Linked DNA regions of Homo sapiens: region 2 is linked to region 1. Evidence: chromatin contacts called from ENCODE Hi-C data. All regions are on one chromosome and are shown on one strand. Each heading gives the region's core, a stretch centred on a gene start or an enhancer-like site at or near the end of the contact. The rest is flanking DNA. Distances are from core to core; before and after follow the strand shown.

The links. Hi-C counts contacts between places; a loop is a spot of excess contacts on that map. Pooled maps may share reads with other maps.
Region 2: a map of sigmoid colon shows a loop between it and region 1 (3-fold over the local background). The contact joins two enhancer-like sites. A Hi-C loop is called at or near these places in 3 of 168 maps with a recorded cell type or tissue (ascending aorta, psoas muscle and sigmoid colon) and 9 of 50 pooled maps.

Annotation. Positions count from the first base shown.
Region 1 is chr15:93,149,740-93,152,439 of GRCh38, reverse strand. The region is part of intron 4 of LOC101927025 (a long non-coding RNA gene); the gene reads right to left. Among named protein-coding and RNA genes, the nearest start is that of RGMA, 62 kb to the right of the region's middle. Within about 2 kb of position 1,340, at least 2 of the 41 ENCODE cell types and tissues checked have a DNase peak (open chromatin) inside an H3K27ac peak, as active enhancers do.
Region 2 is chr15:93,036,204-93,038,903 of GRCh38, reverse strand. RGMA (repulsive guidance molecule BMP co-receptor a) reads left to right here. Exons shown (of 4, transcript NM_020211.3): 4 at 1-2,700. Among named protein-coding and RNA genes, the nearest start is that of RGMA, 52 kb to the left of the region's middle. RefSeq lists an enhancer at 2,574-2,700. Within about 2 kb of position 1,328, at least 13 of the 41 ENCODE cell types and tissues checked have a DNase peak (open chromatin) inside an H3K27ac peak, as active enhancers do.

The DNA of each region.
Region 1 (2,700 bases), core at 91-2,590:
AGAAGCAGTGGAAACAGTGTCACTTAATGCTGTTCACCCTCTCCTTCCACATCTCATGAGACACGTCTTCTTGGGGGAAGCCAGGCCACAGACTAGAGACAAAGATGCAAGGGATTGTGGGAAGTGGAGGCTGCAGTCTCCAGTGGGGAGCACGGCAGGTCTCTCTGCAGGATGTGTCCCACCCCCTCTTCCCACTTGCACACCTAGGAACACAGAGAAAGCAAGCAAACCAGCCAAAACACCCAGACACTCATAGCACTGAAAGTTTGGTACTCACAGCTGACCTGCTAAAATCTTGGAATAAATGTAAGAAACCACTTTATTTTTATCCCTGAACCTTTTCTCTACCCACCTGCTCATCACCAGCATAGAGTTTAATGCCTTTAAAGGAAGACTGCCTAGGTTTGAATCCTGGTCTCGCCATTTATAGCTGTGTGACCTTGAAAAAATTATTAACCTCGCTGTGCCTCGGTTCCTTTTCTGGGGGAAAGAAAAGTGAACTGCATAGAAAAAAAAAGATAATTTCACCGACCTACATAAGTGAGTTAATACATACAAAACTCTTAGCATGGTGCCCAGCATGTAGTAACACTAATTGTTAGCTATCGCTGTGACAAATTCTATGCCCATTCAAGACTGGAACTCACAGTCACTAAAGGGCAGGAATTAATGTCAGACTGGTATGAGAAGGTGGTGGCAACAATATTAGCATTGCCATGCAAAGGACACACATACCTGTATCATGAGACAGCGTAGATTGGTGGTTAGCAGAGGCTGGAAGGGGAGGAGGAAGGAGGCATGAAGGGAGAGAAAGAATATGAATGTATTAGTCACCACTGAACTGTAGGCTTAAAAATGGTAAAGACGGTAAATTTTTAAAAAAAATTATAAAAAAATTATTTGGGATTATGTTGCATTTACAAACCAATCTGGTACAAATCATATCTTTATATGAGTCATCCTCATTTTTTAAAAAAGTTGGGTTTATGGGGAAAACTTATGAGCAGAGAAGTGGGAGAGCACATGGAATCCTGTGAACTGTCATTGTCCCCAGCTCAGGCCAGCTGTGGCTGGACTGAAGGCCCCACGGCCAAAGCTTCAGGCAAGAAGAAAACGTCCCCGTTAAGCTGCACATTTTATGAGGCCATGGGGCAGCTACAGACACATGATTATGTAACAAATGAAGCTCTTGACCAGGATAGAAGAGGCAGCCCTAAAATTTAAAGGTTGGCACCAGCCGGTTCTGCCAATGATCTAACTCGGACCTGCTGAGCCAGCCCATGACTCTGCTGCCGAAAGGGAGAAGGAAGTAAGCTGTCTGCCTCTCAGCCCGTTCCCTGGCTCGTGGGGGATATTAACTACAAGTTCCTCCATAGGCTCCTGCTGACACCAGGATTAATGGTTTCCAAAGCATTCCATCACATCCGGGAGGGAGGTGCCGATAGGGCCCCCTCACTTATGTCGGATGGAAGGTGGACATGTCTAACATCATGAGCAGTTTGGGCAGAGCATATTCATAAGTGGAAAAAGAAGAGTTATTCATACATCCCCTCTGCCCTTTAACCTCTTCCCCCGGGACAGACATGTCCACATCTTTCCAGCTGAGGTCTCTCTCCCCCCTGTGGGGCTGAGCCAGATAGTCTCTCCTTTCTCCAGGGTGAGGACTTCCACAAGGATCCAGGTGCCAGCATTTGTCATGGTAAGTGATGTTGGGGGCAGAAGAGGGGGCTAGAAAACAACTCAAAGCAAAGTCAGGATCCAAGTTCATGTCTATTCAGAAATCCTCAATCTGAGCACTATGAACCAGCACATGACATAACATGAATTTCCATCAATCCAGAGAACAAAGTGTGTACAAAAAGGAGAGAGAGAGAGAGAAGGAAATGGTTTTATTTATTTATTTATTGAGATGGAGTCTTGCTTTGTTGCCCAGGCTGGAGTGTAGTGCCGTGATCTCGGCTCACTGCAACCCCCGCCTCCCGGGTTCCAGCGATTCTCCTGCGTCAGCCTCCTAAGCAGCTGGTATTACAGGGGCCTGCCACCATGCCTGACTAATTTTTGTAGAGATGGGGTTTTGCCATGTTGGCCAGGCTGTTCTCGAACTCCTGACCTCAAGTGATCCACCCACCTTGGCCTCCCAAAGTGCTAGGATTATAGGCGTGAGCCACCGCGCCCAACAAAATGATTCCTCTTTCAATATGTCCAGCTCAAAAGAAAGGAGAGGAGTAGACTGCTGCTCCTCATGTTCTCTTTGTTCCCCATCTCTGCCTCCTGGGTGCCAAGGAGCTCAGACAGACAGACAGACAGACAGGCAGACAGGGCGAGGCTATGCAGAACTCATAAATAGCTGAAGCCAGTCTGACCAGCAAGCCCTGTATAAGTTGTCACTGGAGACACAAATTACTAAGTTTGTCTCAAAGAGAAGCACAAAGGCTAGGCACAGTGGCTCACACCTGTAATCCCAGCACTTTGGGAGGCCGAGGCGGTCAGATCACCTGAGGTCAGGAGTTGGAGACCAGCCTGGCCGATAGGGCGAAACCCCATCTCTACTAAAAATACAAAAATTAGCCAGGTGTGGTGGCGCACCTGTAACCCCAGCTACTTGGGAGGCTGAGGCAGGAGAATTGCTTGAACCCGGGAGGCAAGGGTTGCAGCGAGCTGAGATCGCGCCACTGCACTCCAGCCTGGGCAACAGAGTGA
Region 2 (2,700 bases), core at 79-2,578, 110 kb after region 1:
TCAAGTTGGCACTCAATATTAAACAGTTTCGGCCGGGAGCGGTGGCTCACGCCTGTAATCCCAGCACTTTGGGAGGCCAAAGCGGGCAGATCACTAAGTCAGGAGATCGAGACCATCCTGGCTAACACGGTGAAACCCCATCTCTACTAAAAATACAAAAAATTAGCCAGGCGTGGTGGTGGGCGCCTGTAGTCCCAGCTACTCGGGAGGCTGAGGCAAGAGAGTGGCGTGAACCCGGGAGGCAGAACTTGCAGCAAGCAGAGATCGCACCACTGCACTCCAGCCTCCAGCCTGGGCGACAGAGCAAGACACCGTCTCAAAAAAAAAAAAAAAACAACTAACAGTTTCGTTCATTAAGGCAATGTCCATGGGGCAGCTCCTGCATGCCACGCCACCCCTGCCCTGACATACTCCCAGGCTGACCAGCCAGAACTGGGGAGAGGGCATCTTGAAGAAACAGTCCACCCTCCGCCCTCGCATACCTGTGTCTCCCAGCAGACAAGACACACAAGGGCAGGGACTGCACTTTCCTGTGTGCAAATCTCAGGTATGGTCCAGAAATCACATCTCTTTGGTCTGATTGGCCTTACTTACCAAACCCTTGAAACAATGGAAAGAAGCTTGCTGCAATGGGAAGACCCCTGCCCCCCAAACCCTCTAACCAGGAGTCTACAGACCTCATTCCGTGGAAGTTCCCATTGTCCCCTGGGAAACCACCACCTTCTGAATCGGCACAGCCAAGGCCCCCAACCCTGCTATCAACAGCTTTCCTTAGCCACCTTCCCCATCCTGCAGGGCTTTTCAACATTTCGACTTTTTAATCCTTCCCTCCCTAAGATATAGACATGGTGTTAGTAGCAGAACCCTGAAGGCAAAGGAACAGAAACTAACACTCTCAGAAAGTCCTAGCAGGATGGTCTGAATTAATAGACAGCTGCAGGCAGCCAGTGTGCAAGGCACGCTCGTAATGTCAGTGGCGTTCCGGAATGAGGGCTGTGATCCCAGGCAGCCCAGATCCCAAGGCGAAAACATTCATGTCGCCCAGCATCACCCTGTCCTTGCCCAGGGTGACCCTGAGACGGCACTTGGATTCTTCCACATCTGAACTCAAACCTGCTCCCTCAGCTCTCCCCAGCAGGAATTGGAGCCCTCTCCAGGCCGTTCAGCCAAAGCAGAATGTGTCTGGCCAAGCAGATCTGCCCAGAGAAGAACAAAGACGTGTTCAGACACTGTCTGGGGAATTGGTTTTGAGCTCACTCTGAGCTCCATCTGTGCAACAAGGCCAGCGTCAGCTGTTACAGAGAAGGGGCTTGTGGCAGTTTATTACCCTGGTGAGCTGGCTCGGGGCCATGCTGACCGCAGGACTGTAAAGGACATAAGGCAGTTGGCAATATGGGAAGCAGCAGTCCCCAAAGCACCCCGTCAAGGAAACGATGCAAGAGCTCTGTCCACTGGACCAGCCCCACCCTACCCCGCCACGCCCTGGCCTAGGGGGAGGGACCTTGTGTTTCACGGGCCTGGATGGCCAGGGATGGACAGTGGCATGGGCACAGACACACCCAGACCGAAGGAAGGGCCCGGGCTCCAGAACCAGACCCGATCCAGGCTCCCAGCTCTGTCACCTACTGGCTGCATGAAAAGGGTGGGTTTTCCTTGTTTTGCAGCCTCAGCTATCTCAGCTGTGAGGGAACAATGACGCCACCTCCCTCACGTGGCGGTCCTGAAGATGAAATGTAATGCATGCAGCGCGGCGGCCGGCCCACCGTGTGCTCTTAGTAACTGGCCGCTGTTCTCTTCAGCCCTCCCGTTACTGACCACCTCGAGGGCACCGTTCCTCCAAGCTGACCATTTCCTGCCAGTCACCCACTGCCCAGCTCGCCCAGCCATGGAGTGGGCTCTGGTCCACGTGCATGGTGAGCTGCCATCTTTGTCGTCCTCTGGACACCACGTCTACCTCCTTGGGAAATAGAAACGAGTCCTGCATTGCTTTGTCAAATTTCACAAAAACCCTAGAAAGCAGATATTGCCCTGGTTTACAGACGGACAGACAGAAGCAAAGAGAAGCCAACTGACCCACTCCAGGTTACAAGCAGGGTCTGGTAGGAGAGCACGCGTCCACCCCACCGCTCACTGCGCCCACCTACTCCTCGCTTGAGGGCAGAGAACGAGCTGGGGCGGGGCGCTCCAGGGGGCACAGGCAGCCTGTGTTCAAGGCATGCTCGTGAGCCCCACAGCAGGGGCGGAGTCAAACCAGGGCTCTGGTTCTGGGGTGAGCAGAGGGTGGGGCCAGGCCCCCACTGGGAGGCTGACTGAGGAGGGGCTCAAAGGGCAGGCAGGCTCCATCAGAGCGGTTTGATGAGCAGGGCCGCTGAGTGGCCCTCAGGTCAAGGCTGGGGCCGGGACCACCAGGGACCAGGTCTGCGGGGCCAGGGGTCCCTCCCCAGGGTGGAGCAGGAAAACTCCGGCAACCGCCTTCTTGAGTGGACTTGACCTTCCCTTTCTCTGCTAATGATCTCAGATTAATCCCTTAAGGCAAGTGCCCCAGGGTGGGTGTTGGTTGCATAAAACAAGAGGAGTCCTTCTTCCCTTCCTTCCTGGCACAAACATTTGTAGGCCACCCCCGATGTGGCTGGTCGTAGTCTGGATTTGGGGGCACATTCAGGCATTCAACAAATACGTCATGAGGCCCCGTGATGAGCT